Regions from separate parts of the Homo sapiens genome. Here region 1 is linked to region 2. Evidence: chromatin loops called from intact Hi-C (ENCODE). Cell type or tissue: ascending aorta. All regions are shown on one strand. Links, peaks and the distances in the headings refer to the core of each region. The heading gives the core; the rest is flanking DNA.

The links. A loop is a pair of places that touch in the nucleus more often than their neighbours do. Peaks named below come from ENCODE experiments on the same cell type or tissue, not always from the same donor. Only the 100,000 strongest peaks of a DNase experiment are listed, where the experiment ranks them.
Region 1: it touches region 2 in a loop (2.6-fold over the local background); 2 of 110 quality-filtered maps call a loop at or near these places.

What each region holds. Positions count from the first base shown.
Region 1 is chr7:84,778,370-84,794,665 of GRCh38, forward strand. No RefSeq gene overlaps it. Among named protein-coding and RNA genes, the nearest start is that of LINC03017, 250 kb to the left of the region's middle. In ascending aorta, for the core only: no CTCF peak of the experiment used is centred there; no DNase peak of the experiment used is centred there.
Region 2 is chr7:84,691,915-84,708,210 of GRCh38, forward strand. No RefSeq gene overlaps it. Among named protein-coding and RNA genes, the nearest start is that of LINC03017, 170 kb to the left of the region's middle. RefSeq lists enhancers at 5,378-5,547, 5,799-5,968. In ascending aorta, for the core only: no CTCF peak of the experiment used is centred there; a DNase peak (open chromatin) is centred at 10,127; H3K27ac peaks cover 1,483 bases.

The sequences.
Region 1 (16,296 bases), core at 6,737-10,736, 85 kb after region 2:
GAGCAGAAAACTAAACACCACATGTTCTCACTCATAAGTGGGAGTTGAACAATGAGAATGCATGATCACAATGAGGGGAACATCACATGCTGGGACCTGCTGGGGGATGGGGAGCTAGGGGAGGGATAGCATTAGGAGTAATACCTAATGTAATACCTATGTACCCCTACATTAGTAATACCTAATGTAGATGATGGGTTGATGGGTATAGCAAAGCACCATGGCACGTGTATACCTATGTATACATGTACCCCAGAACTTAAAGTATAATAAAAATAAATAAATAATAAGAAGAAAACAGAAAATAAACAACACACTAAGAGGAACTAAGGAAATACACAGAAAGAAATACTGCAAGTTTTATAAAAGCCAAAATAAAAATAAAATAAAATAATAAGCTTGAATTGTATAAGGAAATATGAATAGACAACACATTAATTAAAATAATGAGAAGACAAAAATCTATTTGTCTAATAGACCAATGGAACTAAATAGAGAGCCCAGAAATAATGCCACAGACCTACAACAAAGTCAAAAAAGCAAGCAACAGGAAAAGAACTTCCTATTCAATAAATGGTGCTAGGATAACTGGCAAGCCATATGCAGAAGGTTGAAATTGAACCCCTTCCTTACACCATATACAAAATTCACCCCAAGATTGATTGCAGACTTAAATGTAAGACCTAAAGCTTTATAGGGTTTTTATAAACCCCAAAAGATAAACTAGGAAATACCATTCTGGAAATAGGCCTTAGCAATGATTTTATGATAAAGAAACCAAAAGCAATTGCAACAAAAGCAAAAATTGACAAATGGGACCTAATTAAACTAAAGAGCTTTTGTACTGCAAAAGAAACTATCAAAAGAATAACAGACAACCTTTAGAATGGGAGAAAAGTTTTGCAAACTTTGCAACCAGAAAAGGTCTACTATCCAGAATCTATATAGAACTTAAAAAAAAAAATAACAAGCAAAAAACAACCCCACTGAAAAGTGGGCAAAGGACATGAACAAACTATTCAAAAGAAACATACACTCATCCAACAAGCACATAAATAAATGCTCAACTTTAATTAATTATTAGAGAAATGCAAATCAACAAATTAGTGTTTGATGTGCTACTGGATTTGATTTGCTAGTATTTTGTTGAGGATTGCTGCATCTATGTTCATCAAAGATATTGGCCTGAAGTTTTTTGTTGTTGTTGTTGTTGTTGTGTCTTTGCCAGGTTTTAGCATCAGAATGAGGGGCTCTAAATCTTGAAACAAATCCTTGAAATACACCAAAATAGAACATCTTTAAGTACAAATTTCATAGGTCCTACATAAAAATAACACAATGAAAAAGAAAGGTATTCAGCAACAAATAGCACAATGAATAGAATAGTACCTCACATCTCAATACTAATGTTGAATGTAAATGGACTAAATGCACCATTTAAAAGATACAGAATGGCAGAATGGATAAGAATTCACCAACCAAGTTTCTGCTGTCTTCAGGAGATTCATGTAACACATAAGGACTCACGTAAATGTAAGGTAAAGGGGTGGAAAAAGATATTCTAAGCAAATGGACATCAAAAGTGAGCAGGAGTAACTACTCTTATATCAGATAAAACAAACTTTAAAGCAGCAGCAGTTGAAAATGACAAACAGGGACATTATATAATGATAAAAAGATTAGTCCAATGGAAAATATCACTTCATTCAGGCAGTGGCAACAGAATCTGTGCTTGCTTGCCGCCATTAGTCACAGCAGTGTGGTGAGGTACACATGCGTCAACTGAAGCACGGTAACAATGTCAATGGGGCTGTGGCATTCTTGGATGTGCTTGTGGCAGCAGCATGGTGGTGGTGGGGCTCTGGTAGGGACAGGGTTGCTGGCACCTGTGCTTGCATTAGTCCCAGTGGTGCTGGTGGCAGGCATGGGGTGCTGGTATGCATGGGGCTGCCAGCCCCCCTACACATTTGCACTGGCAGCAGTGGCGGTGCTAGGGGGCAGGGTTGCTGGTGTTCATGCACAAGTTCACACCAGTGACTGTGACATGGCCAGGTGCCCTCACATCAGCAGGCGAGGAGCAGCAGGGTGTGCTTGGCTGGCAGCAGTGACACACACAGTAGAGTACCTGTGCTGGAAGAGGAGGGGAGGTGAAGTCTGCCCATGGGAATGCTGGCAAAGCAGTGGGCAGGGGAGGTGGCTGTGGGCAAGTGCATACCAGCAAAGCAATGTAGGGGAGGCTGCAGTAGGGGAAGAGTGCTGGTGGGCTGGTGCATGACGGCAGAGGCCAATCTGCAGGAGCTCTCCAATGGTCAGGCATGGTCTGCCAGTAAAGGAGCTATAATGAGGGTCCTTCAGAAACACGCCGGTTGGGCCCCCGAGGCTGCGCTGCAAGAAGCTGTAGCCAGGCTGGGGTCCTGGGAGAGGCCAGGAGAGAGGAGGGCCACTCAGATCAGACTGGCCCTGCCTCATGGGCAAGACCTCTCTCCTCCATCCAGGTCTGACAGTCACTAAGGCTAGTCTCCTAGAAGAGCATTCTTATCTTTGAGGGACGGATAGACATTTCTGGCCGTGCTCCATGGCAGATGATTCCACACTAAGCCCTCTGAGCTCTGCACAGGCTGAAGTCCTGCCCCATCACCTCTCTAAGCAGTTCTCCCTGACAACTCAAGTGTCCATGATATTGTGAGGCCTCCTGTTGCCAGGATTCTGGAGGTCCATGGCAAAAGTGAGCCATTCCTTGCCTGTCCAATTCACCCCTTCCCTAGGAGTCACTGAGGCCCAGGAATGAGTCCCAATGCTCAGTAACCCCTGCAGTGTTCCCAGATTCCTCCCCATTCAGCTCAACATTTATGTCCTCCCTCCATCAACTCTCAGTGCCTTCCCTTGAAAGATCTGCTAGGAGTGTGCCAGTCTCCCAATCTCCCTTTCTCTCTGTGGAAGATGTTCCTCCTGGCTGCATCTATCCTGCGATCTTCCAATTGAAAATTTATAAACTTTATTTTACACCTTTTGTGTAAAAGGGAAAATATATAATAAAATTGCAGAATTTCTAAAAATTAATGAAAAATCAAAACATTGCATAAGAAAAATTATGGAATAAAATTAAACAACTCTATGAATTTAAGGCTATGAGTTTTCTTGTGCTAACAAAAAAAATGAAAGAATAAAACAAATAAATTTCTTTTGTGACTCATTACATTATGGAAAACAAAATAAGGTTAACGAAGAGAAAACTATAGAATAATATATCATGAAAGAGATGCAAAACTCTGTAATAAAATATTTACAAATTGAAGCCATCGATCTATAAAAAAGATAAATATCATGACCAAATGGGTTTATTCCAGAAATTCTACATTGGCTTAACATTTGAAAATCAGTCAATGTAATTCAACGTATTAACAAAATAACGAAAATGAATATATAATTAACCCAGTGGATTAAAAAAAAATGTGGGAAAATTCCACACTCATTTATAAACGCTTTTTGTGTAAGATCTGAAGCAAGGTTAGAATTTCACTATCAGCACATGCCCAACATTGTTCTACATTCCTAACAGGTAAAAGAGTTGAGAGAAAAAAGATATATAAAAGAACAAAGATTTAGGGGGAAAAAAGCAAAAGTGGCTATTTACAGATGACGTAATTTTTTTCATAATTTTTTTAAGTTCAGTGTTCAACAAAAAGCTAGTAAAAATAATGTCAATTTAGCATAATTGCAGGATACAAGATCAATATGCAAAAATAAATTGTATTACTAAATTAGAATTACTAAACTATTAGAATAAACAATTTGAAAATATAACTTTAAAAATAATTTTATGATAGTAAATTTTGAAAATAATAAAGATAAATATAACAAAATATGTGTAAGACCTACACTATGAAAATTACAAAACATTACAGGAAAATCAGCCGAAATAATTGATATGATATATAATTTTTAACGGAATGGAACACTAAATGCTTAAGATACTGTTTTTCCCCAAATTGATTACAGATTCTACAAGATCCCAAACATAATCTCAGTGTGTGCTTACCTAAATTGACAATATAAATCTGAAATGTATATGGAAAAATAAAGGATTAAGAATTGCCAAAACACCTTTGAAAAATATATGAGAATGGTCTCTGATTTCCTATGATAAAACTACAATCATCAAAACAGTGTTTCACTGGCATAAGATTAGATCTATTAATAAAGGAATCCAAATAGAAAGTCCAGAAATAAACTGATATGTGGTCAGTGTGTTTTTGATATGGGTACCAAAGTAATTCAACTGGAAAAATACTTTTTTTTTTTTTTAAACGATACTAACACAACCCACTATACCTGGGGGATAATTAACATTGTCCCTTTCTGACTGACACCATTGCAAAAATTAACTTGAAATATATACACACCTAAATAGAAGCACCTGTGTACATGTGTGTATGTGTGTATATAGTGAGATAAAGCAAATATGACAAAATGTAAATGTTAAAATGGGTGAATTCAGGAAAAGCTATAAAGGATAGTCATATATTATCTTCCAACTGCTTTTTAGCTTTATATTTTTCAAAATAAAAAATTTTGAGAAAAATGTCTGAGGCAAATATGGAAAAAATTAACTTTTGTTCAAGCTGGTTGCTTGATACAAGATGGTCTATCATTATTCTCTATTCAGTATGTATTTGAAAGATTTTAACATTAAAAATAAAATTATTAAACTAATATAAATATTATATAGCTAATTTTATTAACTTTATTTTACAATTAAATGCTGCATTCATGAAGAGACTGATTATCTTATAAGTACTTAGTGTTCAAAATGTAGCTTAAGTTAATTACCTTGTGTTTTGCTATGAGGATATATATTAATAGCTTGTTTATATACAACTTCATAAATAGGTCACACTCCATAAACTTCAAACAGTTCTCAGTGGCTGTAACTTCTTATCATAACCATGAATGTACTGAGAAGAAAACTTCAGCAGTTTCGAAATAAAGACAGTCCTTGATCCCTATTTAGATTCTGAGATTATTGTATCAGGTTAAATTCCATGACACTTGAGAATAAACATTCTATTGCAATCTTGCCAGAGATAAAGCCAGTAAAAATTTGTCTAGTTTCATTTTAATCCCAAAGCAATACCTTTCTTCTTTGCTGTTATTGTCATTCATCTCAGAAACTCAGAGTGTTTTACAAAAGACACAGTAATATTACCCATTACAAAGAAAAGAGAAAGGAGGTGGCAATGGACTTAATCCATTTCAGAGTGTCACCCAGGGCCTGAAGGAGTGGCTAGGGAATTGAGCAATCTAAACTTCTCAGAAGTGGTGCAAAGTTACATTCACTCAAATACAAAGCCCGTTCTGGGTTAGTATTCATGTTTCAGTAAAGTTTCTCTTAAGTTAATTTTTCTACAAAGCCGAATACAAATCAGCGTTGAACAAAGGTATTACGGCTTTCAAAAGTGGGCTTTTAAACATTGATAGGAGCACTGTGATAATGATGTTGTAGTGCACTTTAAGGGAAAAGATGTGTGGGAAAAATACAAAGAAAAAAAAAGCAGTGTGCCCAATTAATCTGCAAATCAAAGTCTGCCCCTTAGAAATAATTATTATGTTTCAGGAACTGAGGATGAACAGAAAGCGCCAAAGTATATGTCATTTGTATGCTGAGACATTTGAAACCTTTTACATGGGTCATCTGCAATGGTAAAGGGGAGTGTTTCTAAAATTTCTTTGTTCAGAATTCAAAAGAAATTTCTCCACAGAAGCCATATTATTCATGATGTTTTTTAGGCTAGGTTTCAGAGCAAGACCACAAAAACCTCCTGGGTTCCAAATGGACCTAAAATGTGGTATACATAACCCTTTACTTTTTCCTTTGCCACTGGAACAAATGCATAGTCGCTCTGAGGCTTTCTTAGACCTTGCTTGCAGGAAATGATGGAAAGCCACACATGGTAAAATAATACCATGCCCTATATAAACTGGTCATTGGGGTCAGAATGTGACTTTATGTCAGAAATACCTGTCGTGAGGTGGGGAGGCTAAATGTATCAGGCCCACTTCCCAAGCGGACCCGTTTTCGGGGTAAAGGTTCTCACAAAAACGTAGGAAGGTTAACATAAGGAGAGTCTGGAAAAGTCCGGAAAAAGATACTAATGTGACATTAGTATCTTCATCTCCTGCAAGTCCAAACTCCGTATGATATCATATGACTCATAGGGTGTTATCTGGTATTTCTAAGTGTTCTTATCATTGATACTTCATTAATTATCAATAACAATTGTAAATTATTAATAATAATGATTAACCATTGGTGAATGTCTTAAGTATTATGTTTAATTAATAATGTACAATGTTTTATTAATAATACTAGCTACATTTTACTGAGTACATATATATATAAAGCACTTAATTAACTTTATCCCTTATACTCATAACAATGCTGAAAAAGAGATCATATTATCCCCAAAGCACAGAGGAGGAAACTGATGTTTAGGGATATTAAAACTACACTTTCAGTTATTCAGCTCTAAACTGGTAGAGTCATGCTTTCAATTTAACTCCTCTTGCTTTAACTACTACATGTATTAATTAATTTATTCAAGAAATGTTTTAACTTTGAGAGGCAACTGTGCTGTAGGAGATTTTGTCCATCCAGTAGCAAAGGGGAGTGATTCGAAAGGAGAGCTAGTAGAAGAACAAAACGGGAGAAATATAGGATGAAGGAAGAGAAATAATAGGATAAAGGCTAATAGATTTGAGTTGTAATTTAGGGGATCAAATAAGAGATAATCTTAAGCATATATGTGTGTATGTATGTATATACAGCCTCTTTCATTTCATGATGATAAATCCCATCCCAAATATTATAGATTTTTACATTTGATTCCATTTGCTTTAAACAATAAATCCACGAATTGGACAGGGTATCAACTAGGAAAATGTGATACTATGTACGTTTCCCTATTTCAGGTTTTAGAATATGTGAAGACAATGTTGCTAGTCATGGAAATATAGAGTGCTATAAAAATAATAACTTTATGTGAAGTAAAAAGTTAAACTTTTGACAAAAATGGGACATAAGTGAAAATATTCTATGTGGGACATTTTAATTTTTTTCAACTTCTAATCGGTGATGGCAGTACATAAACGGCAACTGCATATGGAAGAAAAAAAATATGCCAGTACCTAAGTATATTTAGGAAAATCTGTGACTGAGAAATATGTGCTGGTTTGGAGAAAACAGAAAAAAATATAGTCTTCTATTACAAGAGATGACAGTACTTCAGAAATAAAACTATATCTCTGCTCATAAAACTAAGGATATGAATATTTTCTGTCCACTTGCCAGTTGCTAAAAGTAATCTGGTGAATACTCATGGAAAATTAGGAGTTCTCTAGGATTCTCAGTCACAATATGAATACCACATCTCTAATATTTGTTGGCACTATGACATTTCTGAACTCTTGTTTTAAGAGCTCTCAAATGAAAAACACTCGTCTGTCTAGTAGCATGTTTTCCCAGGTATGCTGATTTGAGCTCCAGCTAAGTGAATATTTGTTACCAGCATGCTCTCCTTGCCTATCCAAGCCTTTATGTCAGTGGCATTTCCAACATAAAAGTTATATATGTATAAATCTGTTGAAGTTCAAGAGAATCAATATACACACCCCACTTTTTCCTGTCTGAGTTCTGAAACAATCAAGATGGGCAGAGATAGGAAAAAAAAAGAGGGAAATAAAAATATCAGCTTCACCACGGATGGAGCAAATATAGACTGTGGCTTATGTGGATTATATCCTAATCCTTAAGTGTTGACGTCCTCATCTTCACCCAAGAATCAGGCAGACTCATCTGTACAGTTACAGGTAGAGCTGCAGAGCCACAGGTCTCCCCCTGTAGGTTTTATACCTCCAAGCCTACCACATGGTCAGGAACAGACCCAGGCTCCTGCTCTACACTGAGAGGTGGATCCCAATATGACATGACATGAGGACAAAAAGGATTAACAAACAAAGCAATCCCAGTTTCTAGTTCCAGAGTCACCTGTCACTTGCATCATTTCTTGGCTCCTGGGAAGGCATGAATAGGGGTAGAGAGAGATCAGGAGGGTTATCCTAATGGATATTCCTCCAGATGGAAGAAAACAACAAGACTAGGCACGACTCTTTCCTCAAACAAAAGCAACATGAGTAGTATAAAATTACACACATAGTATGGCTCATCAATGCATGAAAAATTAGAAACTTTCCATCATTCAGAAAACATTTACTGAGGGTCTGCCTTATGACGAGCACCATGCTAGCAACTGAAGTACAAAGCACATAAAACACGATGTCAAATCACAGTTTCTATTCTTTAACTGTGCAATGTATCCAAGACAAATATTCAAAAGATAATTTAAAAAAATAATGTGAGGTATTCAGAACAAATTAGAGATCTACATTAGAATATTAGAACCTTTGAATATTATTTAAATTATGAATGATACTCAAGATAACACCTATATCATTTTATAGACAAAACATGGCCATAAAAAACAATAAGCTGCTTTAAATTCAACCAATTTCAATAATTCGATTATTTGGCATTCTACATTCTCAATACTTTAAGGACAAAACTTCAAAACTTTTGTATTTACAATAATTTGCATTTTTTTTCTTTTTACCTCCCAGACAAGTGATGCCTCCCTATTAATGCCTATCCTCCATTTATTTATCATAAATACTGTAAGAGCTCTGCAAAAGTGAAGAATAGTATTTTGTTTCATTTTTTTTCCAAAGATGGACTTCATTAAAACATGATTTGTTGGGTCTTTGCCAGGCAACTGAGATAAAGATAAAATAATATAACAAGAACCTTCTGGTTCTTTCAGTAACCAGCACCAATCACTGGGATTATGCTAAATTTCATGCTATAGCAGGTCATATTTTATCAAGGTTCCACTGCATTTACAGTGAACAATAGACCACTATGTAAATCACTTTATTATAACCTTCAAGGTGGTTCTTTAGGCCTGGAGACCTTCTCCACAAAACTTTTAATATAAAGGTTGACAATATTATTTATTAAAACAGCAAAATAAATTATTTTCATGGAACCTCTAAAAGCATACATTCTTAAAAAAGATTATGTTATATAAAGAAATATTTGCATATAACAATATAAATAAAAATAGCTAATATCTATTCAGTGCTGTCTCATGGCTACCAGGTTTAAGAGACTTACATATATTATCTCAAATATTAACTTCACTGTGGCACTATGAAATAGATACTATTGTCTCTGTTTCACACAGGAAGAAACTGGAATATAAAGGAAACAAAATATTACTGAAAACTCAAATTTCTAAATAATTTCTCAAAAATCACATTTAATTAGTATGAGCAATCCTGGAGATGAACTAGGGTCTGAAGAACTCTAGACCTACAATCTTAAAATATCCTGCCTCTAATATTTCAACCAAATGACAGATTATGTATCTATATAAAATCTACATAAAGTTTATCACATGCTGTTAAATGACAATAAAATAATATTTTACATAAATCAATATAATATATAATGTATTTATTTAACACATTATCCATATATTTGTGTAAATACATTACAGGCACCTTTACTTTGTTTATAGGCATTATTGCAGATGGATTTAAAACTTTCAATCTCCTTGTAGATTTTTAGGTACTCAGATTATGCTAAATGCCTACTTCTCTCTTATAAATTCAAACCACAAAATAAAAGCAAAATACCTCAACTATTTATACCAGTGATGCTAAAATATACCTGAAAGAAATCATAATTTATTATATAAACACATTTGATAAGTCTGATATAACATTATACATACACACACTTTTTTTTTTTTGTAACATGACTGGTGAAATAAATAAATAGATTAAAACCTTACCATGAAGTTGAATCTGAAGGAACTGGAATGTAATGTAAAATGTAAATTATATGTTCCTTCAAAATATAAATTATAAAACAACATGAGCGTACTTTTTGTTCGTTTCAAATCCTCTACTGAAAAACAGGAAAAAGGTATAAATACCTAACTGGGTTTTTTGGGCTTACAGTAGCTCCCAGACTTTAGTGGGAGTCAGAATCACTTGAAGGACTTGTTAAGCTAGATTGCTGGATCCCACTCCCAGTTTCTTATCCAATGGTCTAGATTGGGTCTGAGAATTTATATGCCTCACTTGTTCCCAGGTGATGCAAATACTGGTTCAGGGATCACACTCTGAGAAACACACTTGAGAATCTGAAAGACATAAAGTCTCTTACCCTCATCTGTAGCAGACCAAATCTCAGCATCAACTGCTTTGCGAGGATGTGAGCAGGGAAGGGGTAGGCTAATCAGCAAGTAGTTAAAATAAATTGTTCCTAAGACTCAGAAAACATTAGAATCACCTGAGGAGGTTTTAAAACTCCTATTGCTCAGGCCCTATCCCAGACCAATTCAATTAGAATCTCTTGGTGTAGGATTCAGACCTTAGTAACTCTAAAGCATCCCAGGTGATTCCAATGCAGTCAAATTTGAGAATAACCCATGAGAAGAATCCAGTAACTCTGCTCATGCCCAGTGGTGGCAAGCAACAGCCTGCATATTACAGATCTCAAGGACGTTGAGATTAGAAGTAGTGTGTATTCTCAATCTTAAGTAAGTCACTGCATTTTGTTTTCTTATCAAATGCATAAAACTTTATAGCTGTTTATAACTTTAAATCAATACTTATATGATTTAGCTTTATATGTATGCTTAAATACTAAAGATATTTATGATATAATTATAGTTCCTCTCAGTAATCTCTCTCTTTTCCTTTTTCTCTTTTTCCTAACTTTTGCATTTGTCTTAGCTCTTCAAATATACCCCAGACTTATGTATAATGTTCCACATACCCGTGTAATACAATGGATAGACGGAAAGCTGTACATAAATCATTAAGCATACTTAACCCAGTGCTCTAGATTAGGGACTTGAATTTTGGGTTCATGCTTGTTAGTTTTATGACCTTGAGTAAAGTCTTCCAACTTTTGATCTGTAGAAAGAAGCTAATGACAGTACCTGCTGCCTAGAATCATTGTGTGAATTAAATGAAATAATGCCAGGAGGTATTTAACAAATAAGGAAGGGCTCAAATATAAGCTGTTTCATTATATTTCTTTTCTCTTTTAAATTGGTATGTCATTTACTTTGGTTACAAAAAATAAAAAAAATAGTTTTATCTGAAATCTATGACTAAAATATTTCTGTTTGCTGCATGTGTACTTTTGTTAACAATTATAAACTCATGTTGCTGCCTTTAATAGAATTAAATAAATATGGCAATTAAAGTGGGTAGGATTTTGGTTAAGAAACACTAGAGTCAGCTGACAAAGGAAAATCAGTTGTAGAGAGATAGAGGGGGACGTTTTTTGAGTAGAATGTAAGAAATTCTGTAAAATTCAGTTCCCAGTCTACTCCTGATGCTTATTAATGAAATCTTTTTAATGAATTAATCATTTGCATTTTATGCCTCTATTCTTTGGGCTAGAAATCACTAAATTTAAACATACAGCTTTAAATAGACTACATTTTTTCAATTATATGTTTAGCATTTATTTTTGTAGCTAAGTGAAGTTGTCTTACATACCAAAACATGGTAATATACCATGATTTTTACATGACTGATCTCATTGAAAAACATATATATCAGCCAGGTGCAGTGGCTCACACCTGTAATTCCAGCACTTTCAGAGGCCAAGGTTGGTGGATCACCTGAGGTCAGGAGTTCAAGGCTAGCCTGGCCAACATGGCGAAACCATGTCTCCAATAAAAATACAAAAATTAGCCGGGCATGGTGGTGCATGCCTGTGGTCCCAGATACTAGGGAGGATGAGGCAGCAGAATCGTTTGAACCTGGGAGGTGGACGTTGCGGAAGTAATTTCCTCGCATATCTTTTTCGTACATGTTTTATACAATTAACTCATATTTGATCATGTATTTTTAAAATGTTCGAGTATCATCTCTTAAAAATAATTTTCCCCTGCTTCGGATAATATAAATGTTATTGTCTTTTATTTTTCATCAGGCAATTTATATAAATAAAGGAATGATTTCTCTAATAATTATTTATTATCCTTTTACAGTAATGTTAGTTTTTGTTACAATTTTATAAATAAAATAAAAATTAACAAGTCACTGAAGTGAATAATATGAGTATCCAATATATTTTATTGAATTACTACTATGAACAAGGTATTATAAAAGCAGTGAATAATTATGGTGGGATAACCTAAAACCAAGAGTTGGTAAACTCACCATAAAAGGGGAGATAGTAATTACGGGCAGTCTCTGTATCATTCTTTTTCTTCTTCTTTTAAACAAACATTTATAAACAACAAAACTTTTCTTGGCTTGAAAACTATACCAAAATGGGCTGTGAACTGGATTTGGCTTCTGGGCTGTATTTTGTCAGCCCCTAACCAAAAATACTTTTAGAGTCTTTTACCATTAATATCAGTGTGGTTTTTGAACCAACATTTGAATATTGTCAGAAAATTTTCAATGACATTTAGAGAACATTCATGAAAGTGCCCAATAATTGAAAAATGGTTAGAAATCAACATAATTCATACAAAATTGTGGACACACAATGATTCAGTAACACCGAGTTGCACAATAGCGACACTACCAGAACAAACTTAAAAAAAAATGCCTAAAATAGAGACAGCTGTGCATGATTTACTTCAGTTTTAGTCATAAAATTCAGTATTATGTGCCAAGAATCTGAATTATGAAGCAAGGAATAAAAAGGCACAGATTTCTTGTAATGAAGTGTTACCCACAGAAGGGAAAAATGAATGCAAATTTTACCTATATTTGAATAAGGACAATTGTCAGTAACATAGGGTGCAATTATTTGTTCATGAATCCGTGTGCACAAATATATACATAGTTTTATTTTTTTAAAACATTCACAATGACTTCTATTTTCATGCAAAAATATTTCTTATATCCTCAAAATATACATCTTCAGAATATAAGCTTTATTATTTGGAATATATTAAGTTACACTGTATAAATACAACATAAATGTAATTTAGGCATTGATAGTATTTCACTAATGATGTTCTGGCTGAACCAGTTAAAAATTGCTTTGCAAAACTTTAAAAAACTTTTGTTATTTTTATTCCTTGGAAGACTTCTGAAAAAGCAATTACATGACTGTGTGTGTGTGTGTGTGTGTGTGTGTATATATATACATATGTATGAGTGTATATATATATATACATATATATGTATGTATATATATATACATATATATGTATGCATATATATATACACACATATATATACACACACACACACGCACATATATTTAAGTAGCAATTCATATATTTTAAGAATCACAGGGTTTTAAATAGGATACTTTCCTAAAAGACTATCTTTACTTTTGCCTGGAAGCTTTCATAGTCATTATCAGTCTTCTATCCCAGGGAGAGGAAAAAAAAAGGAAAAACCTAAAAACTGTACTAGAAGAACCATTTCAAGACCAATTGATTTTATTGCCTGCATACTGATTTTGCAGAATTATTTGAGAAATGAAGGAGAAGGAAGCTGCTGAGAAAGCACAGTAGAAATCCATCAGAGAAAAAAATTTATAGAAACTAAATCACATCATCTTGGTATATTACAGAATGCTGTGAAGAAGTATGAAAATGACTATGTCTCAATTGAAAAAAGAAAGCCAGAGGTATACACCTACAACTTATGAAAGACAGTTTATATTATACACACATAAATAATATACATGTTTATATTACAGTGAATTATATTATTAAGTATATATATATCAATGTAAAATGTATACCAAAATACATATATGAAGATTGCTATTTCCTGCCTTTGAAAAATGTGCTAAGCAATTTAGCTCAGTTTTCATGTTGTGTAATTAGAGAAATTCATCTTATTGCTAGTTAAAATGTGATCAGTGACCACGGTTTAGTGTTTGAGACTCACTAAATGTTCCACTGAGACTCCAGGGGCAGCCATTGTGGGTGAGTTAGAGCATTACGAAAGAAGGGAAAACAGTTGAAAGGATTGCTATAAATAGAAATACGCAAGAAAGACATTGAAGGCCTAAGAAATGTAGTGGTAAATTTTACCTATAGTGTAGTAAAACTTTTCGATAAAAGATAATGTTAGAGAATAATTTTTAAAAATTAGTAGCTGTTTCTTAGACATGATTAAAGGAGAAACTGAAGATGGATTGTGGTTTAGAAGTGTCAGAGAATTATTAATATATTTGACTAGTAGGAAATACTACCACAAGAACAGAAAACCGGATACCGCATGTTCTTACTCATAAGTGGGAGTTGAAAAATGAGAACACATGGATGCAAGGAGGGGAATACCACACACTGGGGGTGAGGGGCTAGGAAAGGGATAGCATTAGGAGAAATACCTAATGTAGGTGACGGGTTGATGGGTGCAACAAACCACCATGGTATGTGTATACCTATGTAACAAACCTGCACGTTCTGCACATGTACCCCAGAACTTAAAGTATAATTTTTTAAAAAGAAATTTAAAAAAAAATGTTAAACTGTAAAGAGATATAGAGTTTTTTACTTGTTCTAATATTTTTTACTTCTAATAACAAAGTGGCAGAAATCCAGTAAATATAACTCGTATTAGAAAAGAGCAGACATAAAATATTAAAAAGCTGTCATTAAACTTTACTAAGAGAACCACAATAAAGACATTTGAAGTACTTATTTCTGCTTTTAATCTGCTGTAATAAAATTTATTTTGAAGTAGGATATTTACCTGAAAGTATCTAAAAAATTTATTCAATGATGAAATGTAGCATAATTCAGAGGATGTTTGCAAAACGTATTTCAAAACTAAAATATATTTAATCAATATTATATAAATTACTTCATGGAAGGGTGAGAAAACTGTTTCTCCTGTTTATAGTAAGTGACATACAAATTAATTGCATATAAAAAGTTATCATGGCCCACAAAGCAAAAGCCCTCATGATGACAACTCAGATATCTGATAAAGAAAAGTCCATTACTTATATTTTGTGATGTAAGCATGTATTCATTGCTTATGCTCCATTTAGGTTGAGGAGGTGGCTAAAACCTATTCAGGTGACAGTAGGGGGGGAAATAAGTCTGAGATGAAAGTTCCTTATCTATCTATCATATTGAAAAAATAATGTATGTTATTAAAATGGACTTCTGATATTTTTACTTACACAGAAAAAATAGAAAACAAGGATTTAGGCTAGGTGCAATGGCTCATACCTGTAATCCCAACACTTTGAGAGGCTGAGGCAGGAGGATCACCTGAGCCCAGGAGTTTGAGACCAGCCTAGGAAAAGTGCTGAGACCTTGTCTCTACAAAAAAAAAAAAAAAAAAAAGCTAGTTGTGGTGGTGGCACACACCTGTGACCCAGCTACTCGGGAAGCTGAAGCAGGAGGATCTCTTGAGCTCAAGAGGTTGAGGCTGCAGTGAGCTGTGTTTGTTATCACTGCATTCCAGCCTGTAGCAACAGAGCAAGACCCTGTCTCAAAAACAAAAGAAAAATTAAAAAACAAAAATAATAATAAGGTTTTGATGTTATGTATTATTTCACATAGCACATGACCATCAATGAAAGGAATGTTGTAAGGATAATCATTTCTTAAACTAATATTCTCAAATACTAAACTCTCAGGTTTTGCTTTATTTAAAACAGAATGAATTTGGTTCAATATTAACATCTCAAACTTAACTAAAATGGCAGGCTTCCAGAAATATTCTACTTTATTTACTATTAGTATCTGCAGAATATGGGGATAACAGTGATAAATTTATTTGATAATTGATCATAAGGCATTTTTCAAGAATTGTACAAGATAACAAGGTTGATATTTGTTTTATCTTCAAAATTATTTTTAATATGCTGAGCAGCCAGTAACTGGTTATATGTATGCCATCACACATTTTTTTCAACTACCAGAAAGTGTTGTGCAGAATCTTTCCAACAACACAGGAGTATACATCAATTAGAAACAGAAATGTTCTTGTGTTCCATAGGAGCAAAATATTAAGAAGTGTTCATGTATTTTACATTAAGAATTTAAGCTTTTTATATACTATGTTTAGGCCTTTCTAACTTATAAGGCTCTATTAAAGTTATTCCTTTATGTGTACCATTAGAAATAACTATGACATGTAGTTCTTCTTTTGTATATCAAAAAATTTATTTTCTTTTGATAAAATGTATATAAAACTGACAACACACATCTGGTATTGAAA
Region 2 (16,296 bases), core at 8,132-12,131:
AGGACACGGTTAGTGTTAATAATAATGTGTTTACACTCATGTTATTATGAAGGTTATTCAGTTTTCCCTAGCTGTATTCTGATGGCATGAAGAAAGCGAATGCTTTGATGTAGAGTTTTGGGAATTGGGGTTTAATCCAGCCTAATCAGGTCTTTGCATATAGTGAATCCAAGCATGATAGTGAAGTGAATATAGCAAGAAACTGATGGGTAGGAAAAACTGGACAGGTCAAGCATTTATAAGAATGAATGAGGTGGAAAATTATTAACAGTGGAAAAAGTTGTTTGAACAATTTATGTTTGTGGACAGTCAGTGGGTTTATGTGTAAATATATATTTACATAATTGGAATTATCCTCAACATAGTGTTGAGTTGCAACTTGTCACTAAAAAGTCTTTGTACATATATTACTGGCTGAAAGATTCTACCATGTGAATGTATTTAACCATCCCCCCCTTTGTAGTTGTTCCCAGCTTTTGCTACCCTAAATAATGCTGTGATAAACATTCTTGTACATAAATATGAGAGCCACTAAGAAACAAAAAGACAATTGTTTTTGTTCTTAGTAAACCAATGCTTTACTTTCCAATATTGAAATTTCTAGGCAAAGGAAAATAAGAATAATTCAATGGAATCAACATCAAATCCTGGTAGACTTCCACCTTAAATATTAATTTTTGCAATACTGACACCTTTGGTGTGGTAGCATTTTCAATTTGCATATTTTTCTTTAAAAAATTATTTTCAAAAATTCATGATTAAACAAAACTCGTTTTTGAAGTTTGAAAAAAGATACATTGAAAGTTGCCTGTAGTACTCGGTTCAGGATCTAACTCTTTAAAAATATTAGTTAAAATTAAAGTTTTAGAGTGCTTTAATGGTAATGTATTTTAATTACTTCAGTTTAAGATTATAAAGTTGTTGCTTGGAGAAATGATTCCTTTTTCTAGTCACATAATGATTTCCTTAAAGATACTAAATATTAAAGATAATACTTTTTGAAAAAGGCACAATTAAGACCCTTAAAAATATTAAATGAAATGTGTCAAAATGACACTTAACTCATTAAACATTAAGGAACCAGTAAGATGTTATCACTGGTTCAAATAACCATACATATAATAAGACTATTAGGAATGGTGGAATACATTTATTCAATAGATGACAAACTGTTAAACCTGGTCAATATACACATAATACAATAACCAACTGAAACTCCACCAGACGGTTACATTTCTAAGGACAATAGTAATTTGCATTACTTTAAATATTCTATAACTTAATAGAGCTGTAAAATAGTCCAAAGACAATGAAACGCACAGGTAACCAGAAATTGTGCTAGCTAGTCAGGACACCCAATCATTTTTCTTGTTTATTTGTAAGTATTTTGCAATTATCTAGCATCTCCCATTTCCCATTTATTAAAAGAAAACAATGATTAGTATTTATTACATGATAAAACTGGTCTCATTATGGTTGGCAGGATTATTTAGGAAGATGCTGCAAATGTGTTACTTTACCATGTGGTACTCCTGTAGTTTGCTTAGCAAATCTAAACATACACAATCTTAAAAAGTTACTGAGGTCACAGGAATAATACTGTCTAGATGTTTCATAATGAAAAATCTCAGCTGAAACTTTGAAAAGTCTCCCTTAATTGCTATTCAGAGCATAGGAAACCAAGCCACACAAACTCTCCACAATTAGATTCCACTTGTGGTATATAATAATTTGGGTAAATTCCTCTCTTCACAAGATGCCACAAATTTACTTAGGTGCCTGAACCCACTAAGTCTGGAAACAGATATTTCCCTGGAAGAACTTTGTAAGCATTGGCTCCAGGAGTGAAACCACCTACATTCCGTAACAGTGGTTTCTCATACCATTTTATTTTGTATGTTCTATTTTTTTAATTGGCAAGTAAAAAATAAATATATTCATGATGTACACATAACATTTTGATATATGTATACATTGTGGAATGTCTAAGTCAAGCTATTTAACATGTGCATTACCTCATGTACTTATTATTTTTTGTAGTGAGAACAATTGAAATCCACATTCTTAGCCATCTTCAAGTATAAAATATATTATTAATCACAGTCACCATGAGGTACAATAAATATCTTGAACTTATTCCTCCTGTCTTTCTGAAATTTTGTATACTTTGACCAACATCTTCCCAATTCCCTCAATTCCCAGCCTCTGGTAACCAGCATTTTACTCTCCATTTCTATAAGTTCAACATTTTCTACCCTCTACAAATAATTGGATTATGTGGCATTTGTCTTTCTGTGTGTGGCTTCTTTCACTTAACATAATGTCTTTCATGTTTTTGCAAATGACAGGATTTTCTTCTTTTGTATAGCAAAATTGGATTCCATTTATATACATCACATTTGCTTTATCCATTCACTTGTTGATGAATTCACTTAGGATGAATCTATATCTTGGCTACTGGGAATAATGTTGCAATGAACATAGAAGTGTATGTATCTCTACACAAATGTTGAACTTACAGAAATGGAGAATAAAATGCTGGTTACCAGAGTCTGGGAAGTGAGGGAATTGGGAAGATGTTGGTCAAAGTATACAAAATTTCAGATAGACAGGAGGAATAATTTTAAGATATTTATTGTACATCATGGTGACTATGATTAATAACAATGCTGAACTTACAGAAATGGAGAGTAAAATGCTGGTTACCAGAGTCTGGGAACTGAGGGAATTGGGAAGATGTTGGTCAAAGTATACAGAATTTCATTTCCTTTAGATATATATATTTATATATATCTAGTGGTGGGATTGATGCATTACATAGTTGTCCTATTTTTAATTATCTGAAGAACTTCTATCCTGTTTTCCTTAGTGGCTTGGCTAATTTACATTTCTACCAATAATGTGCAAGAATTTCAATGTCTCCACCTCCTCTCTGACACCTATCTTTCTTTTATGATAATAGTCATCCTAACAAGTGTGAGATGATATCACTTTTTTGTTTTGTTTTGTTTTGTTTTGAGACACCGTTTCGCTCTTGCCCAGGCTGGAGTGCAGTGGGGTGATCTTGGCTCAACACAACCTCCGCCCCCCAGGTTCAAGTAATTCTTCCACGTCAGCCTCCCCAGTAGCTGGGATTACAGGTGCATGCCACCACATCCAGCTAATTTTTTGTATTTTTAGTAGAGACGGGGTTTCACCATGCTGGCCAGGCTGGTCTCGAACCCCTGATCTCAGATGATCCACCAGCCAGCCTTGGCCTCCCAAAGTGCAGGGATTACAGGCATGAGCTCTCGCACCCAGCCCACATTGTTTTTAATTTGTAATTCCCTGATGATTATTGACGTTGAAAAATTTTTTAATATATCTATCAGGCTTTTGTATGTCTTCTTCTGAGAAATAGGTTCTCTAACCACTTTTTAATTCTTGCTACTGAGGTGTTTGAGTTCCTTCTATACCAGATATTAACCTCTTATCAGATGTATGGTATGCAAATATTTTCTCCCATTCCATAGGTTGTCCATTCATTCTGATGGTTGTTTTCTTTACTATGCAGAAGCTTTTTAGTTAGATGTAATCCAATTTGTCTATTTTAGCCTTGTTATCTGGGCTTTTGGGTCATATTTAAATAATCTTTGCCAAGACCAATGCCATGGAAATTTCCCCCTATGTTTTCTTTTAGAAGCTTTACAGTTCCTGGTCTTATACTTGAGTCTTCAATTCATAATTCATTTTAAGTACATTTTTATCCATGGTATGCAAATAGGGTCTAATTTCATTCTTCTCCATGTGGATATCAAGTTTCCCCAGTGCCATTTATTGAAGAGACTCTTTTCCTTATTGTGTGTTCTTGGTACGTTTGTCAAAATTCAGTTGAATGCAATTGCATGGAGTAACTTCTGGACTTTCTATTCTGTTCCATTGGTTTATCTGTTTTTATGCACTGTGCTGTTTTAATTACTATAGCTTTGCAGTATATTTTGAGGTCAAGAAATGGGATGCCTCCAACTATTTTCCTTATGCTCAATATTCCTTTGGCTATTAAGGTCTTTTGTGGTTCCACACAAATTTTAGAATTGTTTTCTCCATTTCTGTGAAAAAAAAAAATCACTGGAATTTGTATAGGGATTGCATTAAATCTGTAGATCATTTTGAGTAGTGTAAACATTGTCATAATATTAATTCTTCCAGTCCATTAACACAGGATAATATCTTTCCATTTACTTGTGACTTTTTATATTTATTTTATTAATATGTTACAGTTTTTAGTGCCATGTGTTTTACCACTTTGGTTAAATTTATCTGAATATTTTACTTTTTGTAGCTATTGTAAATGAGATTGCTTTCTTGATTTGTTTTTCAGATAGTCCATTGTTTGTGTATAGAAATACTGTAGATTTTTGCATGTATATTTGTAACCTGAAACTTTACATATAAATATATATTTATATATACACATTGACATATATATATAATATAAATATATACATACAAGTTTATAATGGCTTTATAAATAATTTCCCAAACAGAAAGCAGCCAAGATGTCCTACAAAAGGTAACTACCAACAAACTGTGTTATATCTATCCTATCCAATATTATTTAGTGACAAAAAAAATTGAGCTAATAAGCTACAAGAAGATGTCAAAAATCTATTTTAATAATTTCAAATTTTATTTTAGATTCGGGGGCACACATGCAGGTTTGCTACATGAATATATTGTATGACACTGAGAATTGGGTTAAGATTGATCCTGTTACTCAGATACTTATCATAGTACTATTATTATCATAGTACACAACACAGTTTTACAGCCTTTGACCCCCTTCTTCCCTGCTCCCTATTAGTCCCCAGTTTCTATTTTTTCATAGTCTGGCATGTGGACACTCACAGATGGTCATAGCTCTGAGGTCAGGGCACATGCAGGGTTGCGAGACATGGTGGCTCCTTTTTTGAAGGGGCAGAAGAGTAGCTACTATGTGAGGTAGAAGAGTGTATAGCTATGTCTTGTACTTGAGTTCCTCCATAGGAATGGCTATTGGTCACCTCAGTGGCAAGCAATGCTGGTATCCTCTATGAAAACAGGCTACTTGGGACTGCAATGTTTCCCAAGTATGGTTAATATTGATAACCTTCACCTTTCTTCTTTGCTCCTTGCTATCTCCTGCTCTCTGAGGTATGCCAATCTTACCAAGAACCCTACTATGTAGATTTTATCAATATGCTTGCTCTATTGTGTTGTTTCAGATTCCTTACGGACCTTTGAGCCCTCTTTGAGATATTCTGTTTTGTGAATTGCTGTATGTATTTGCTTGCAGGGGGATGAGGCTGGTATATTCTATTCCACTATCTTGGTGACATCAGAGTCAGACCCTTTTAAATAAATGGGCATTATACTCATCAGTTTGCTCAGAAAACATCCTGACTAAAAGGAGAATAGATTCTCATTAACCTAATTGCCATGAAAAGTAACAAAACTTAGAGTTTCTGAATTGTGTGGGAATCAGTGAGAATCTGATATTATTTAAAATGTTTTATTTTACAAAAACAGAGCTTCTGAATTGTTAATAAAAGTGTGATAAGGCAGACAAAATTATTTTTCATAGAACCAGAAAATAGAACACTAAATCAAAGTCAACATGGCTACAAGGAACTAACTATAATAAATTCCATTTATGAGTTAATTCATACTATGTAATTAATTCTTGTTCTGAATCATCTTGGTTCAATAGTTTGTTTTTATAAAAGCTGTCTGCTTCTAGATAAAAAGGAGCCTTGAAATTCTGACTCAGTCCACTGGCGTAATGTGAAAGTCATCTAAGTGTTGCAAGCTCAGAAACCTGTACCCACGGAGACCCACTGAAGCTTATACCTAAACACATACTTTTATAGTACCAAAGTTTAAATCACCTACTATAGTCCCTTCCCATGAGGATCTGACACTGTCATTTTTTTTTTTTTTTGTGAGAGACACAAACTGTTGTGTAGCATATATACAGAACTTTCAGGCAAGTATCAGAGTTAAATTAAAACCATCTGTAGATAACAAGAATTTAATGACTATACTAATTTATTACTGTTAATTTTAAAATATGGAATGCCTGATGAGCGATCATAATAAGAATAATGCAATCAACAAGAAAATTTGTTTTCTTCTGTGGCATGCACAACAAAGATACTAAAGCCATTCCAAAAAAAATTAGACAAAGTGTCTCTAAGAATAATGATCAAGTATATTTTCAAAGACCTCATTGAATTTTATATCTGATGTATTAAAATTGATGAGTATAACTTTGATGGAAAAACTATATATTGAGATATGAAATATTCTGAAACATAACTTTTAAATATATCAAGAGTATCAGAGAGAGACTCAGTAAGGCTAGAGTAGGCCTAGCTACCTGTATTTTTATAAAACTTCATGGGTAAGTCTGATGCACATCCCCAGTGACCTAGAAGGTGCAAAATTCAAATGGAAGAAGTTGAGTTGTGGTTAGTAAATATTTTGTATAACTGACATTTTGATTGATAACACTGTACTATTATTTCTAATATAATTTAACAAAGCACTGCCAGGACTCTAATAAATACAGGAAAACAACGGACTATCTTGGACTTAGTTTTGATCAGTGTGTTATCTGTGGATAAATACACATGATGGAGTGCATGGGCATTTAAATATCTCTAGAAAGTTCTCAAAAAACATACAATTTCAAAAGTATTCATAGTAACAATATTTTACCTATATACATTTGACCTAAAGCCAAAAATATTTATTAATAATATTTTACCTATGTAAACTTAACCTAAAGCAGGCTGACTGTCTTCATATTTGGGAACTCTTCCATGGAAACCCTTAAAATGATAATATATCAAACACCCTAATTATTTCAACTATGTCTCTTTCTATAATATGAAAGAATAAAATACTTTATGATTTTCCTGTTTTAAGCATGAAACATATATTTAAAATTTTATTTTACTTTTAAAAAATTTAGGATCCAATTTTGGAAGGCAAAATGAAGTTTTCAGAGTGTATTTAAACTCAATAAAGATAAAATATCAAGTGCCAGAAAAACAATGCTTGTTATGTATTTAAGTAAATGAAAATAAAATAGTTTAAAATAAACACATAAGTTATCAGGATTGTAAAGAAATTAGCTATTTTATAAATGAAGGAGGAATATTTGTTCTCTTAAAAAAAATGAATGTAATAAAATCAACAAAGACTGCATAAAATTGCCCTGGTAAACCACAGAACCTTTGCTATCTAGGGTTACATATGACATAAGGAAAAGCCTTTTATATTATAAGCAAACTCACTAATTACTAAACCAAAGGAAAAAAATCAAAATCAAGCAAATTTTTCTAAGATTTTAACCTATTTTATAGATTACTTTAAAACTCCTAATAAAAAGCTAAATAAAATTTACTAAATAAATCATTTAAAATAGATAATGTATTTATTATTTAATAGAAGAGACCTGGCCCTGACAAGCAGCATGCTGTTTCTTCTCCCAGAATTTATTTTTTACAATAATGTGAAAATTATATGTACCTCAGAGATGAAAGATTACATTCAAGAATTAAATATGGTCAGCTCTGAAAATTGTTGGATGAATGGGTAATTATTGCTATAATTAACAATGTGATTCAATAACATAACTATTTTGTATAGCTATAAATAGTTTTTATTTACTTATGTATTGATTTACTGAATAATAGATGGCTTTAAAAAGTCAATTCACTGAAGGAAAACAGATATAGTTTTACCTGTAAAGTTCCTATCTTCACAAAATCTGCCCAAGTTAAATCACAACTACTGAGCCATATCCTACATTCTTCAAATTGATGGGGCTGGGTGCAGAGGCTCATGCCTGCAATCCCAGCACTTTGGGAGTCTGAGGTGAAAGGATCACTTGAGGCCAGGAGTTGGAGACCAGCCTGGACAAGAAAGTGAGACTCAGTCTCTACAAAAAATAAGTAAAAAAGCCACTAATCATACCACTGTACTCCAGCCTGGGAAACAGAGCAACACTCTGTCTATTAAAAAAATAAACAAACAAACAAACAAAACTAAAATTAATGGCATAGGAACGACATGGAAGATTATATTACCTCATTTTCATTAGTCATTGTGTAACTTTTTTTTAGAATGTTCAAATTTATTCATTTATATTGACAGATAAAATTGTACTCATTTTGTAGAGCATAATGTTCTGAAGTATATATGCATTGTGGAATAGCTAAATCTAGCTAATTAACATATGCATTACCTTACATAATTATCATTTTGTGGTGAGGACACTTAGTATCCACTGTCTTATTATTTTTCAAGAATACAGTATATCATTGGGTACCTTCTTTGTAGTACAACATAATACTTTTCTGATTTTAAAATACCAAGAGGATGTTAGTTTGCAGTCCTTGTTTTCTTATTTCTTTCATTTTCTAAGGTGATTGAAGTAAAAGATAAAGGGATTATCTTCTAAACAGAATCAATTCACCCATTTATTTGGAAGATAGAATATAAAAATGCAATAACTGTTCAATCAGTGTAAGCCTTAAAAAAAAAACCTCAGAATTTTAAAAGACCTTGAGATTACTGGATTTATTGACTTTCAATTATACCTGGAGGATGAGCAAATAGACGATCATCAACCATTACTTTCCAATATGTTAATAAGCACAATTATTGATTTTTGAAACATGTTTTCATCACAGTGTAGAGGTGTAGAGCACCATACATTTTTCCAGCTTTGTTAAAGTATGACTGACAAGTCAAAATTGTAAATATTTAAGGTATACAATGTGATGTTTTGATATAAGTGTACATTGCGAAATGAATACCACAATCAAGCTAATTAACATATCCATCACCTCACATAGTTACTTTTTAATTTTTTAGCTGAGAACATTTTAGACCTACTCTCTCGGCAAATCCCCAAGTAAAAAATACACTACTATTAGCTATAGTCACCATGCTATACATTACATCTCCAGAATTTATTCATACTGCATAATTGAAACTTTATATGCTTTGACCAACATCATGCATTTTTGATTATATGATTCATAACTAAAACTGGATATTTTGGAAACTATGTCTTTCTTGAAACATGACTCTGAACAAAGCCTTAAATTGAAAGCAATTGTGTCTTTGATGTTTATGAATTCACACCTTTTTTATTCAATAATTTGTTCATCACTGTTTTTTAAATTTTGTATTTCATAAACAATAATTTTCATAGAGGGTCTGTGACTCAGGTTGTCTGAATCACAGTGCAGCTGTGTGAGGACAGAGACATAAGCACTATTGTCAGATTATATAGGAAACATATTGAACTCTAGTGTGATTATCCAAAAATTTAGACAGAAACCACTGAACAAGAAACACTTTGAATTTTGATTAAAATTTATATCCAGGAATGTTTATGATTTTGTGTCAGTCTATCTTTACAGTGTAAGGAAATATTAGAATTGTTTAATGAAATAAGAAATAAGAAAATGTAATTACCATAAACAAAAACATAAAGCAGACAGCACAGTGCCCGGCCAAAAGCGAGTGTTTAAGGATTGATAGAGGTATTATTGTTATCCCCTTCAATTAATGTCCTAAAAATGCCTGAGTAGTTGAATCCTATGTAGACCAAGGAAGAAGACGGGAAACGTATACCATGGCAACAGTTCTGTGTTGAATTTGGATGCCTCTTCACACTTGAAATGCTTGGTGGAAAGTATGACTCATGACACGCTAATTTGTATGGCTCATAAAGCAGATTATACCCCCCCAAAATAAAAACTTCCTTTTAACTAATATGTGATGAAATATGTTCAAGAAATTTGAAAAAAAAAAAGCCATATTAATTAAATCTAAAGGTAGGATTTTGTAATGTATGAACCAAAAAGTAAAAACTGTGAGGCAGAGAAATGTACCTTTCATTAATGTTTTAGTCAAGGTTCTTTAGAAAGACAGAAACAATAATATACATACATGTAGGGAGAGAAAAATAAATATATGAGAAGGAAATTCTTAAGGGAACTAGTTCACTTGATTACGGAGATTAAGTCTCGTAACACGTCATTTACAGCTGAGAACCAGGGAAGCCAGTAGCATGACTCAGACCAAGTCCTCAAGTCCTAGGGCATGGAGGCTGCTGGTCAAAGTCCCAGAGTCCAAAAGCCAAACAATCTGGAAATCTGATATCCGAGGGCAGAAGAAATGGGTCCCAGCTTCAAAAGAAACAGAGCAATAACTCACCCTTCATTTGCCCTTTTGTTCATCCAGACTTGATTGCTTAGTGCCTGCCCAGACTGAGGGTGGATCCTACTCAGCCAGGCTTAAGTGCCAGTTTCCTCCAGAAACACCCTCATAGACATACTTGGGGCAACCTAATTATTTTAATCAAATGCCAAGTCACCTGGGTTTCCTTTTCAACAGAGAGGCACAGGTTCAGTGCCTACTGAGGCATGGAGAATAATTAATGCAATTATTGAGAATAAATAATGCTTCACCAGCTACCTGCTTATCCCTTAATTCAGTCAAATTGACACCCAAAATTAACCATTACAATGAACAAATATTAATAATGGTTTACATGTCTAAGTATCTACCACTTAGTAACATTATGCTGTGCTAAGGTCTTCAAACATCCAAATGTAGGTAGATTTGAAAAAAACAAAAATTAATAATTATTTAATAGAATATAAATATACTGTAGACTAATAAAATGTAAATTTTTGACTCTTTATACAATTGTATAAAGTGCTTAATAGCAATTATGTGTTTTCATTCCTCCAAATTATAATGATTTTTATCCCCTCTTAGAGAAATATCAACATTTACCCTCAATCTTGTTGATATACTTTTCTATATTCCAAATGTTATTGCTGCAATATTATCATATATAACTTTAATGATTACTGAAGTGGATAATTAAGATAAAAAAATACAATTAATTTCCCATATGTGTGATAATTATTTATGGCTAAATATTGTTGGTTCATTTGAAATGTTATCAATCTAGGCAGAGGGAACTAAGGATTTCCTCTAATAGGTTCTACTAATTTCCACAAAATATTTTCACCACATTCAAAGCAATTCTGGAAGGAGGAAGCAGTCCTGTTCACTGATGATAAATAACTCAAGTAATTATCAAATGATTGTGTGGCAAGCCCAAACTATATTTTGCAAAGTATTTAGTTTCCTCTTTTATGCATATATTTATAGCTATAAATACTTTAAAGAGAGTTTATCCATATGTTTCTGATTCATTTACATTTAACTCATCAAAATGTTGTTTTAAAGAGCATACAAAATTAAGTAGATTTTTAAGTCTACATTTATTTTTGAGAACTCGGAAGACAGAGTTTGCTAGCTATAAATTAATTCAAGAAAATATAAATATTTTAGGCTTGGCATAAGACATTTTCTCTTCTTGGAATTTCCAATAATTAGATAAATTATTTTTCCTTTTGTTCTTGAAAGCTAACCCACTGAATTCTTTCAGAAGGCTGAAATTAGACTGCGCTTCATAAGAAATCTCAAACCTGGAAGGATTTAGGCTGATCCCAAAGTAGGTATAATTAAGAAATAAAGGTATTAATTTCCATGGTGGATTTAAGAGTATACTACCTTCATTATTATTATTTTTAGTTTTAAACCTCTTCTTTATTTACATAGAAAATAACAAGTACAATAAAAACACAGTTATGTGTTCTTAAGACTTGGCTAATTTGTAAATTTTCTTCTCCATGTTTTAATTCTTAGAAGGAGGTTAGCTCCTACTCTATTTGCTGTTACAATTTTATACAAGAATATATGGACCCCACTTAAGAACTTTATTATAAACTTTCTTTCTTATTGAAATGATAAATTTTGTGCTCTAAGTATATTGTAATTTTCTGAGGAACAAAATATGGAAATTAGATCTGAAATGCCTATGAAATTGGAATTATTAGAAAGAGAATTATCTACAAATAATTCAAATTTTTTCACTTGCCTTTCTTGGTAAATGAATATAAAATGCATTAATATTGTTAGGTTTCCTTTTGAGTTTAAATATTAAATATACAATTATAAAGACAGTGTTCAGCAGTGTAACTATTATCATTATGGCTTTTCAAATTTTTAGTGGTATCAGTATTATTTGATTACCAATTAAAATTATTCTATAGCACTTAAAGAAAAAAAATTCTGAAGAAGCTTATATATGGAATATATAAGGTTAAAAACATACCAGTTACTGAGTACAGGTAATAAGTATCATCAATGGCATTGTCATCAATCATAATTATTCATTACATTTTTGATTGGCTTTAATATTTAATATGAATTTTATCATAGTTTATTCCATTGCTATCATATTTATTAGTTATTATTACATAGAATGTTTAATAAAGAACAGCAGTCATGAAATTCATTTTCAATTGGTAGAAGAAAATACATTTGTTATCTATCTGTATTGAGTTAGAATTTAGATAATATATCATTAATGTTGTCAAATTCATTGGGATTCTGGTTTCGTCTGTGTTAGTTTCCTTGGCCTGGCTTAACGAATTACCACAAACACAATGTCTTAAACAACAGAAAGGTATTATCTGTCCAAAAGTCTGAAATCATGTTGTCAGCAGGGCCATGCTCCCTCCAGAGGCATTAGAGGAGAATCCTTCCCTGCCTCTTCCAGCTTCTAGTGTCTCCAAGTGCTCCTTGGCTTGGCTTTTCATGACTCGGATCTCTGCCTTGGTCTTAGCATAGCCTTCTTCCCCGTGTGTCCTCCTTTTCTGTCTGTCTAATCTCCCTCTGCTTCATTCTCATAAGAATAGCTGTCATTGGTTTTAGGGAACACCCAGGTAATCCAGTATGATTTAATTTGATATCACTAAGTTAATTGTATCTGTAAAGACCCCCCCACCCCCGACCCCAGTAAGGTCTTCACAGACTCTAGGAGTGAGGTCATGAACATATCTTTTCAAGGAGACACTATTCAACTCACTACCTGTCAGTAGATGAATACAATAGATTAACACTTCTCTGGCTAGCGCAGAAATCAAAGAGATGAAATGCAACACTAGCCTGGCTTTTAGGCAACCGCTGCCACTGTGTAAATCAGGATCCAATTAAGACAGAGAAACCTCACTGTAACTTGAATGGGAAAAAGCTAATATACTGAATTAGTTATTATAACAGGATATATGAATAATGAAGAGATTAGTAAGAGTTAAAGACAACTCTAATGAATACTGGAATAGCAGCTGTAAAGGAGAAGGCATTACTTTTGTATTTAAGGCAGGGCAAAAGAGAACCCTGCCCTGTCAGGGCTGAGATCTGAACTTTGTTATAGAGGGCATTGCTGTGATCACTAAAGGACAGAGAAATTGCTGTGGTACCAGGCATACTGGCAGAACTTGTTAGAGAGCTGCCTTTTAGCATGCCAGAAAAAGCCATTCATAAGTAAGTGCTATACTGGGGAGGCTCCAGTACGAAGCTACTGACTACTAGAGGGGTTTCAGACACCATGTTCTGTAGGAGCTGAGTACTGGGGAAGCCATCTGCACTACAGGAGCTGGTTGCTGGGAACTTGTATGCAAGAACTATCCAATGAAACAACCCAGAACCAGGAAGAAAAACTCGTTCCTCCTGCCATTTCTCTTAAGCATCCTCTACTGACAAAGCATAGCAGAGCATAGCTGGTGAAAAAAAAAAAAAAACAAGTTTAAATGGATTACCTGTGTTTTCATAGAGCAAGCAATGAAGGGTGGGTTTAGATCTGAGAGGCAAAAGATTGATAAATGACAAATATTTGGAGAATAAAACTTGAATGAAACATGGTGTCTCATCCCTGTAATTCCAACATTTTGAGAGACCAAAGTGGGAGGATCACTTGGCGCCAGGAGTTTGAGACCAGCCTGGCCAATATGGTGAAACCCTGTTTCTATAAAAAACAAATTTAAAAATTACCCAAGCATGATGATTCACACCTGTAATCCCAGCTACCCAGGAGACTGAGGTGGCAGGATCACTTGAGCCCAGGAGTTCAAGTCTGTAGTGAGTCATGATCATGCCACTGCACTCCAGCCTGAGAGAGTGAGACCCTATCTCAAAAAAAAAAAAAAAAAAAAAAAAAAAATTAAAAACAGGAAACTTGAGAATATAATTGGGAAAACTAAATTTATGAAAGTCAATCATGTTTTATATATAGGTGAAGAAGAATTGATGGTGTGGATGGCATTTTCACAATCAAGTCCTCTTGGTGAGTTCATGAAAAATGTATGAAATTTTCTACATGTCTTTTTCTCATATAAGACATTCGGCTCATCATTTCTTATGAATTATTTCTCTTACATTTTCAATGTTTTATTTCAGACCTCCAACTACCTTTCTATATTTCTGCAATATAAATAAGTTTTTAAATTTATAGGCTTAAATTATAACCTACCTGGCCATTTTCCCTATGTCTTCTGATGCCAAAAGGATGAGGAAATATGAGAACTATTTTATAAAATGAAGTCAAAAAAGAAACTTCAAGTGCTCCTATTTCTCCACATCCTCTCCAGCACCTGTTGTTTCCTGACTTTTTAATGATTGCCATTCTGACTGGTGTGAGATGGTATCTCATTGTGGTTTTGATTTGCATTTCTCTGATGGCCAGTGATGATGAGCATTTTTTCATGTGTTTTTTGGCTGCATAAATGTCTTCTTTTGAGAAGTGTCTGTTCATGTCCTTTGCCCACTTTTTGATGGGGTTGTTTGTTTTTATCTTGTAAATTTGTTTGAGTTCATTGTAGATTCTGGATATTAGCCCTTTGTCAGATGAGTAGGTTGCGAAAATTTTCTCCCATTTTGTAGGTTGCCTGTTCACTCTGATGGTAGTTTCTTTTGCTGTGCAGAAGCTCTTTAGTTTAAGTAGATCCCATTTGTCAATTTTGTCTTTTGTTGCCATTGCTTTTGGTGTTTTAGACATGAAGTCCTTGCCCATGCCTATGTCCTGAATGGTAATGCCTAGGTTTTCTTCTAGGGTTTTTATGGTTTTAGGTCTAACATTTAAGTCTTTAGTCCATCTTGAATTGATTTTTGTATAAGGTGTAAGGAAGGGATCCAGTTTCAGCTTTCTACATATGGCTAGCCAGTTTTCCCAGCACCATTTATTAAATAGGGAATCCTTTCCCCATTGCTTGTTTTTCTCAGGTTTGTCAAAGATCAGATAGTTGTAGATATGCGGCGTTATTTCTGAGGGCTCTGTTCTGTTCCATTGATCTATATCTCTGTTTTGGTACCAATACCATGCTGTTTTGGTTACTGTAGCCTTGTAGTATGGTTTGAAGTCAGGTAGCATGATGCCTCCAGCTTTGTTCTTTTGGCTTAGGATTGACTTGGCGATACGGGCTCTTTTTTGGTTCCATATGAACTTTAAAGTAGTTTTTTCCAATTCTGTGAAGAAAGTCATTGGTAGCTTGATGGAGATGGCATTGAATCTGCAAATTACCTTGGGCAGTATGGCCATTTTCACGATATTGATTCTTCCTACCCATGAGCATGGAATGTTCTTCCATTTGTTTGTATCCTCTTTTATTTCCTTGAGCAGTGGTTTGTAGTTCTCCTTGAAGAGGTCCTTCATATCCCTTGTAAGTTGGATTCCTAGGTATTTTATTCTCTTTGAAGCAATTGTGACACTGTTGGTGGGACTGTAAACTAGTTCAACCATTGTGGAAGTCAGTGTGGCGATTCCTCAGGGATCTAGAACTGGAAGTACCATTTGACCCAGCCATCCCATTACTGGGTATATACCCAAAGGACTATAAATCATGCTGCTATAAAGACACATGCACACGTATGTTTACTGCAGCATTATTCACAATAGCAAAGACTTGGAACCAACCCAAATGTCCAACAATGATAGACTGGATTAAGAAAATGTGGCACATATACACCATGGAATACTATGCAGCCATAAAAAATGATGAGTTCATGTCCTTTGTAGGGACATGGATGAAATTGGAAATCATCATTCTCAGTAAACTATCGCAAGAACAAAAAACCAAACACCACATATTCTCACTCATAGGTGGGAATTGAACAATGAGATCACATGGACACAGGAAGGGGAATATCACACTCTGGGGACTGTGGTGGGGTGGGGGGAGGGGGGAGGGATAGCACTGAGAGATATACCTAATGCTAGATGACGAGTTAGTGGGTGCAGCGCACCAGCATGGCACATGTATACATATGTAACTAACCTGCACAATGTGCACATGTACCCTAGAACTTAAAGTATAATAAAAAAATAAAAATAAAAAT